Linked DNA regions of Homo sapiens: region 2 is linked to region 1. A link is an interaction called in ENCODE POLR2A ChIA-PET data of the cell type or tissue named here. Cell type or tissue: Caco-2. All regions are shown on one strand. Each heading gives the region's core, and the rest is flanking DNA. Links, peaks and the distances in the headings are about the cores only. Region 1 overlaps CPT1C (carnitine palmitoyltransferase 1C). Region 2 overlaps NUP62 (nucleoporin 62).

The links. Peaks named below come from ENCODE experiments on the same cell type or tissue, not always from the same donor. Only the 100,000 strongest peaks of a DNase experiment are listed, where the experiment ranks them.
Region 2: POLR2A ChIA-PET joins it to region 1 with 5 read pairs; 5 of 35 experiments call an interaction of 5 or more read pairs at or near these places.

What each region holds. Positions count from the first base shown.
Region 1 is chr19:49,710,147-49,714,525 of GRCh38, reverse strand. It overlaps CPT1C (carnitine palmitoyltransferase 1C), which reads right to left. Exons shown (of 20, transcript NM_001199753.2): 15 at 4,042-4,206; 16 at 3,669-3,803; 17 at 2,565-2,717; 18 at 1,677-1,790; 19 at 1,462-1,554; 20 at 795-1,106. The coding sequence ends at 921. Among named protein-coding and RNA genes, the nearest start is that of CPT1C, 21 kb to the right of the region's middle. In Caco-2, for the core only: no CTCF peak of the experiment used is centred there; DNase peaks (open chromatin) are centred at 875 and 1,945.
Region 2 is chr19:49,911,001-49,915,352 of GRCh38, reverse strand. The region is part of intron 2 of NUP62 (nucleoporin 62); the gene reads left to right. It also overlaps a transcript of IL4I1 not described here. Among named protein-coding and RNA genes, the nearest start is that of ATF5, 16 kb to the left of the region's middle. RefSeq lists enhancers at 2,082-2,933, 3,582-3,891. In Caco-2, for the core only: no CTCF peak of the experiment used is centred there; a DNase peak (open chromatin) is centred at 1,932.

The DNA.
Region 1 (4,379 bases), core at 185-4,184:
GGAGAATTGCTTGAACCCAGGAGGCAGAGATTGCAGTGAGCCAAGATTGCACCACTGCACTCCAGCCTGGGTGACAGAACAAGACTCTCTCTCAAAAAAAGAAAAAGAAAAAGAAATGGCTGGAGTTGGGGTTGGGTAATAAAAATTTTCGTGGGTTCGTTTGGGGATTGTCAATTGGGGTGGCTGGATCTTTAGGTTTGGAGATGGATTTTTTTTTTTTTTTTGAGACAGAGTCTTGCTGTGTCCCCCAGGCTGGGGTGCAATGGCACGATTTCTTCTCACTGCAAGCTCCGCCTCCCGGGTTCATGCCATTCTCCTGCCTCAGCCTCCCGAGTAGCTGGGACTACAGGTGCTCGCCACCATGCCCGGCTAATTTTTTTGTATTTTTAATAGAGACGGGGTTTCACAGTGTTCGCCAGGAAGGTCTTGATCTCCTGACCTCATGATCCGCCCACCTTGGCCTCCCAAAGTTCTGGGATTACAGACATGAGCCACCGCGCCCGGCCTGGAGATGGATTTGAGGTGGACAGTGGTGTTGGGGCAGCAGGAATTAGGCTCAGGAGAACTTGTGAGGTTGTGTTTGATTGGCACTGGCCTTGGAGGGTTGGGTTTGGTATGAGTGAAGCTGGAAATGAAGTACACTGGGCAGGTGTTGCGGGCTGTGGTTGAAGCTGTGACTGCAACTGGGAATCCCTGGCTGGGCCTGGGAATGGATGGGAGCTTCTGTCCTCCTCCACCCTGGTCCTTACCTCTTCTACCCCTGCCCTGCCCAAGAGCATAGCAGACACCACACACCCAGCTCACACATCTTTATTGGCCTGGATGTGGGGTTGCCAAACCAGTTGCCCCTGTCCTGTGTCAGCCAGCTGTGGCAATTTCACCCTTATTCCTTGGAGAGGCCAGCTGCCTGCTGGAAGGAGTCAGAAGTCGGTGGATGTCATTGAGGCCTTGGAGGCCCCAGTCTGGCGGGAGAGAAATCCACACCTGTGCCTGGAGTTCTCCTTCCCTGACCCTCTGAACCGGCGCTTAAAATGCTGTCCCGCCTGGAACAGGGAGGCCACATCCAGCAGTGCGTCCTCAATGTGCTGCCCCAGCCTGTGGGAATCCTGGAAGGAGAACAGGTCAGAGCCAGGGGAAGCTGGGAGATGGGATCCTGGAGGCTGAGAAACAAGAGGGCTAAGGGCCTGGATTCCTGAGTCTGAGGGAGGAGGAGCTGGGGCCTGGACTCCCGAGTCTGAGGGAGGAGGGGCTGGGGGCCTGGACTCCCGGGTCTGAGGGAGGAGGGGCTGGGGGCCTGGACTCCCGGGTCTGAGGGAGGAGGGGCTGGGGGCCTGGACTCCTGGGTCTGAGGGAGGAGGGGCTGGGGCCTGGAATCCTGGGTCTGAGGGAGGAGGGGCTGGGGGCCCAGACTCCTGGTTCCTGAGGAAAGAGGGAGTTGGTGGGTATACACGTTTGTCTCACCGTTTTTGTGCTTGATTTTTTGCTGGAGATGTGGAAGGTGATCATGCCATCCCCCATGAAGATATAAGAAACACCATAACCATGGTCATCAGCCTGGAGACGGAAAGAGTGAAGGGAAGAAAATAGCTCCGGTCCCCTCCACCCCCACTATGCAGGAGTGCAGGCCCCCCAGCCCCCTCTTTCCTCTGGGGGCCAGCGCGCCCAGCTCCACTCACAGGCCCGAATCCACCGCCTGAGGAAACATAGTCCGGGTAATTGTGGACGTCAAACAGATGCATTTGCTGAACAGGGATCTGGCTGGTGGACAGCTGCCACTGCTCCGAATGGACCTGAGGACAGGAGCCCATCACATGTGCAGGACAGAGATCTGCAGTTCCGGCCCTTGGCTCCACTTCACTCCCTGCATCCCTGGCTTTTTTTTTACCCGTAAATCCGGGCCTCCTTCTCCCTAACCACGCCCTTCTCCTGACCACGCCCTATCTGGCCACGCCCCTCACTCGTCTCACCACCCACACCCACGTCCCTCTCCTCTTCTCCCTCGGACCACGCCCCTCCTCTGACCACGCCCTTTCCTCTTATCCCCACCCCACTGACCCTCTCCCCTTTTGTCTGCTCCCGTTGTCCCGTTGCCTCTCCGCCTTCTGCCTTGCCGCCCCCCCACAACTGACTTCTCTGCTGACGCATCCTTTCTCAACATCACCCTCCTTTTTTTTTTTTTTTTGAGACAGAGTCTTGCTCTGTCGTCCAGGCTGGAGTGCAGTGGTGCGATCTCAGCTCACTACAGCCTCCGCCTCCCGGGTTCAAGGGATTCTATTGCCTCAGCCCTCCCAAGTAGCTGGGATTACAGGTGCCTGTCACCATACCCAGCTAATTTTTGTATTTTTAGTAGAGACAGGGTTTCGCCAAGTTGGCCAGGCTGGTCTCGAACTCTTGACCTCAAGTGATCCGCCTGCCTCGGCTTCCCAAACTGCTGGGATTACAGGCGTGAGCCACCGTGCCCGGCCTTGATGGGTCCTTTTTCAACATCACCCTCCTTCCCTGAAACCTCTCCCTTCTTCCATGGTCTCCCACTTCCCTCTCTAACCCTTTCCCTGTGCCCCAACCTGGGTCAGGAAGGGCGACTGCAGGTGGAGGAATCGGGACACGATGTACAGCGCAAACAGGTGGCGGTCAACTCCCTGCCCGCTCATGGCTGCCTTCAGCAGAGCCTGGTGCTTGTCCACTGCCACGCGGAACAGGGCGAGGCACTGTGGGTCCTGCAGTCCCCAGGGAGGTCACAGGTCATGGAAAGACAGGAAGTCGACTTAGGGCTGGGCCTGCGGCACATCTGGCCTCAACTGAGTTTGCCACATCCCTGCAAGGTGGGAATATCAACCCCATTTTACAGATGGGGAACTGAGGCTTAGAGAGGGGAAATCATTTGGCCAGGTTCACACAGCCAGGGAGAGCCAGGCGGGTTCCTAGGTGTGTCTGGCCCCAGAGTCCAAACTCCTTCCATGGAACCACAATACCTTGTAGGTGCGGGGCTAGGTGTAGGGCAAGGGAGAAGAGGTGCAGGGCAGGTGGGATCTGGGCAGAGAGGGTACAGGGGTGCAAAGGAAGGTCACAAGTCACAAAGAGGTTAAATGGGCAGAGTTACGTTGTAAAAATGGAGTTCCAGCCAGGTGCATTGGCTCACGCCTGTAATCCCAGCACTTTGGGAGGCCGAGGCAGGGAGATCACCTGAGGTCAGGAGTTCGAGACCAGCCTGGCCAACATGGTGAAACCCCGTCTCTACTAAAAATACAAAAAAAAAAAAAAAAAATTAGCTGGGCATGGTGGCGGGTGCCTATAATTCCAGCTACTCAGGAGGCTGAGGCATGAGAATCGCTTGAACCTGAGAGGCAGAGGTTGCAGTAAGCCGAGATTGTGCCACTGCACTCCAGCCTGGGCAACAGAGCAAGACTCCATCTCAAAAAAAAAGAAATGGGGTTCCTTCTTGGGTGCACCCCCAGTGCCCTGTGAGACCACCATGAAAGCAGATATCACACTATGCTGGGCTGTCTCCCCCCATCAGTGAGCTCTTTGAAGTCAGAGGCCAGGTCCGATTCATCCCTTGTCCCTTGTGCTCCTCGTGGAGGCTGGCTTCAGTAGGTCCCATCAACGTTTGCAAGTGGATGAGTGAGTACACAGAAATAACTGAAGCCTCAAGCGAGGGCTGCACCCACCGTCTTCTCTTTGTCCTCCATGGCCCTGACAAAGTTGCAGGCCTCCCTCGTGCAAGACCGCACCGTCTCCGTCCGGCCTTCCAGGAATAAGCGAGTCATGGCCGACTCATAAGTCAGGCAGAATTGACCCCTGTCCTGGGGGACAGGGAGGAGAAGAGGAGTCTGTCAGCTGGGCTCAGGAGATCTTACAGACTTGACCTATCTCTGTCCAGACCTCCAGCCTCCTCCAGCCAGCCCAAGAATGGTTGGAAGAGAGAATTCAAGATGGCCGACCCACAATGGCAGCGACCACAAGGAACCGTGGAGGGGCAGGTCTTGGGGGCTCAGGTGGACTGAGACCCTGCGGGGGCTGTGGATGGGGAACCCAACTGACCCGGAAGTGGGCCAGTTGCAAGGCGATCTGGATGAAGCTGTCTGAAGAGAGGTGGCAGCGTCGGATGAAGCTCTTGCCAAATAGGGAGAATGGAACGACATGGCAGTCGACATTTTCAGACAAGATCTTGGCTCCCCTCAGGGCTAGAGAGATGGAGGAGTGGATCTGCCAGAGGAGGAGGGAAGAGGAGTAGTTGGGGTTACAGATGGGGGTAGGGTGAAAGCCAGGAATAAGGCTGGAAGCGGAGGTGGATGTGGAGTTAAGGTTGCGGCAGAATATGGAAATGGGGACAAAGAAGAGAAGAGAATTGAAGGATGAGACTAAAGATGGGGATAGGG
Region 2 (4,352 bases), core at 353-4,352, 200 kb before region 1:
CATAGGCACATCTCCCTCTGACTCCTGCCTCCCTGAAGAACCCCTGTGGTCACCTGGGGCTCACGTGGATAAGCCAGGGTAACCTCTTTATCTTCATCACATCTGCAAAGTCCCTTTGCCATGTAAGGTCACATTGACAGGGTCCTGGATCAGAGTGTGGGCATGTTTGGGGGCCGTTTTTCTGTCTACCCCCCCACACACATAGCACACATCCTTCCTAATTCTTCCTTTCCTTTTGGTCCAAAGCTGAGGTCTCCTGTATTCTTTCCCAGGCACAGACTCCTGTCCCAGGCATCTAAGGAAAGGGGTTGGGGGCCGGGCACAGTGGCTCACTCCTGTAATCACAGCACTTTAGGAGGCCAAGGTGGGCAGATCACCTGAGGTCAGGAGTTCAAGACCAGCCCGGCTAACATGGTGAAACCCCGTCTCTACTAAAAATACAAAAATTAGCTGGGCATGGTGGTGCACGCCTGTAATCCCAGCTACTCGGGAGGCTGAGGTGGGAGAATTGCTTGAACCCGGGAGGCGGAGGTTGTAGTGAGCCAAGATCGCACCACCACACTCCAGCCTGGGTGGCAGAGCAAGACTCCATCTCAAAAAAAAAAAAAAAAAAAAAAAAAAAAAAACTGGGACTTGGAGTGGCACAAGAATCACAGATGGAGGTAAGGTAGTAGAGCTGACCGAAGGCTGGGGTGACAGCAAAGAACCCTGGTTCTCACAGATGGGGGTGGGATATGCCCACCTGAATTCAGATGATTCCGCATCTGAATCCCAAGCGGGTCTTCCTCCGGGTTCCCAGGGCTGTGAAGGCGGCCGTGTTGTTTGAAACTCAAGGGTAAATGTTGGGGCAGGCAGGCAGGAAGGGAAGGGACTGGCGGCTCTGCCAGCACTTTCCTTGGTGACCTCAAGGCAGCGCTTCTCTGGAGCTGTGTCCTGCCTGGGTGAACTACAGATGGTCACAGCCACCCAGCCCTGAGCACAGGCCCAGGCATACCCTCCTCCTTTCCCTGGAAATGCAACACTCCCTCAGTTTGGGTTCCTCCCTGCTTCCTCCACCGCCACCAGCACCATCAGCTTCTTTGGTAAGGAAACTCTCCCCTTTGGCAAATGTGGTAATTCCGGGATCAGAGCTCGTAATAGTTTGCATTTGTGAGAAACTTCCCAAGTTCTAGTATTTGTGGCTTTTTGTTTTTTGTTTTTTGCCTCAAACTCCTGGGCTTAAGCAATCCTCCTGCCTTGGCCTCCGAAAGTACTGGGATTACAGGTGTGAGCCATCATGCCTGGCCTGTCACTGTTAACCTGGACAGACCCTGTGGTTTTGGTGCAAATTTAACACTTTGCTCAAATTGTGATGCTGTCCTCTCTGAGTTCCAGTTCGGGCCTCAGGCTCTTGGCCTGGACCTTCTCCCAGTCTTCTCTAAGCCACCTGGCCTCCAGCCTCTACCCCTACGGTTCATCCCCCACACCCATAAAGTCCGCCTGTGGCTCCCTCAATATAACGCCCGAACCGTTAGCATGGTATGTATGGGTCTGCCAGATTCTCCCGCCTGTCACGTGGCCCACAGTCCCCAAGACCACCCTGCGGCTCAGTGATGAGCTAAGACTCACAGAGCTCAGCAAAGCTTTCTACTCACAGTCACGGTCACGGTTTATTATGGAGAAATGATACAGACTGAAAACAGCAAAGGGGAGAGATGCAAAAGCCCCAAGGGAGACCAGGCACGAGCTTCCAGCTCTCCTCTGCAGGTAGAGAGAGTCCCGCGGACAGTGCTCAGTTCTCCCTGCAACAGCGTGTGGTAACGCTTACGGAGCAGTGGCGGCCCGGGTTGTGGGGAGGACATGGCGCACCCGTGTGGCTGAACTGAGGTCTGCTGACTCCAGCCCCTCCAGAGGTCGTGCTGATACTGTATGACCCAAAGCCCCCACTCTAGGTCACAGCGTCAACATGGACTCTCTAGAGTGGCCTGGGGCCCCAGGTAAACAAAGGCGCTCTTATCTGGCAGCACATTTCAAGAACATAGAGATTCTCCTGGAGCTGGTCAAGGGCCATTTTCTCTCTTTGGAATGTGCAGATTTGAACAGCCCAGGCTTGCCAAGTCACTCCTTCACACATAAACATCTCCCTTCAGAAGCACCAGATCACTTAGCACCCAGAGGCATGTCTGCTGTGTGGGCCTCCCTGTCTTCACACAGGCCTTTCCTCCCGCGTGGACGGCGCCTCTCCCCCGCCATCCTTTCCCTGGCTGATGCTGCATCTGCAACGCTCAGCTTCTCCCTGGAACCTGCTCCCACAGCATGTGGCCCGGCCCTGTGCCTGCCCTGAGCCCTGGTTGTAGAGCTGACATTTGACTCTGGCTGCCTTGAGGGCAGGGACCGTGGCTTAACCAGCCACTCTGGGCTTCACTTTCCTCATTTGTCAAGTGGATCTGCCCCAAAGTTTGCTTTGAGGAAACGGTGAGTAATGGTAGGTCTCCTTTCTTTCTTTTTTAGATGGGGTCTCACTCTGTTGCCCAGGCTGGAGTGAGTGGCACAATCACAGCTCACTGCAGCCTCCACCTCCCTGGGCTCCAGTGATCCTCCCATCTCAGCCTCCCAGGTAGCTGCGACTACAGGCGCCTGCCACCACGGCCAACTCATTTTTGTGTTTTTTGTGTAGAGACAGCATCTCGCTATGTTGGCCAGGCTGTTCTCGAGTTCCTGGGCTCAAGCGATCCCCCCACCTCAGCCTCCCAAAGTGCTGGGATTACAGGCGTGAGCCACCTCACCTGGCCATATCTAAACTGCGTGGATCAGGGCTGGATCAGTATGGGTTCACCATTGTGAATAGATCCCTGGCACCTGAGTATTGGAAACCAATGTGGCACTTAATAAATGGTGAACTGTTGGCCGGGCGCAGTGGCTCATGCCTGTAATCCCAACACTTTGGGAGGCCGAGGCAAGCGGATCACCTGAGGTCAGGAGTTCAAGACCAGCCTGGCCAACATGGAGAAACCCCATCTCTACTAAAAATACAAAAATTAGCCGGGCGTGGTGGCATGCGCCTGTAATCCCAGCTACTTGGAAGCTGAGGCGAGAGAATCGCTTGAACCCGGGAAGCGGAGGTTGCAGTGAGCCGAGATCATGCCATTCCACTCCAGCCTGGGCAACAGAGCGAGACTCCCGTCTCAAAAAAAAAAAAAAAAAAAAGGTGAACTGTTAAGCCAGACAAGTCCCCATAGAAGATTGTTTTCCTTGTAGTTTTTTCATAGTTGCAAAGAGCTTTTTATAAATGCTCTTCTTGGAAATTTTAGCTACAACTTATTAATAGCAAAAGCTTTTTTAAGCTGAGTTCTTGAGAACTGAGATGTGTAGGTGTAGCTGCTCAGATGCCTTTAGCTGCCAGTAACAACACACCGGCTTGAGGTGGCTCAGCAGTGAGGACTTTTGTTCTGTCCCACAACGGGAGGAATGGATGTAGGCCGGGCCAGGCCCCAGCAGTCCTGGGGGCTCAGGCACTTGCCGTGGCCTCTTGAAGAGACCTTTCTCAGAATCCCCCAGGAAAGCTTTATGAAAATGCCAGGGCCACAGCATCCCAGCCCCGGAGAGACTGGCTTAGTGGAGCTAACAGCCTTGTGTATTTTGAATGCTCCCAGTCAGTAGTGATGGACGCCCATTGAGATCTACTGGCTTAGACAAGGCAGAGCGTGTGCAGCTGGCCCTGGGGTCATCTCCCCAGGCTTGCTTGGCTGTGTGGAGAAGGAGGAGCAGACGAAACAAAACTTAGGGGCCTGTGAGGAAGCAGAAGGGTGCAGTGGAAGGGGTGGGGGTAGTGAGATAGGTTGCCTCTTACTCAAGCTGGAAGGGGATTTCCTGAGGACAGACACCAAGCAATTTAAAAACTGGCCTGGAGAGAGGGAAGAGGAAACAGACCTCGTGGGTGTTTCTCTGGGTCAGGCACTTGGCTTCTCAGTCTTGACTTTGATTATTCTTTTGTTTTTTTGAGACAGGGCCTCCCTCTTTCCATTTCCAGCTTTTAGAGCTGCTTCTGCCTTCCTTGGCTCCTGGCTTTCTCACATCTTCAGATTCCAAAGCGCATCACTCCAGTCTGCTCGTGTCACCACAAGCTTTCTTCCCTTCTCCAGTCAGTCAAATCCGTCTTCTAAGGATACTGCTGATCATCTTTAGGGCTCACGCCTGTAGTCCTGGCACTTTGAGAGGACAAAGAGGGAGGATCGCTTGAGCCCAGGAGTTGAAGACCAGGGCAACAGAGTGAGATCCCATTTCCACAAAAAATAAAAAAGATTATCCACGCATGGTGGCATGCACCTGTAGTCCTAGCTACTCTGGGAGGCTGAGGTGGGAGGATCACTTGG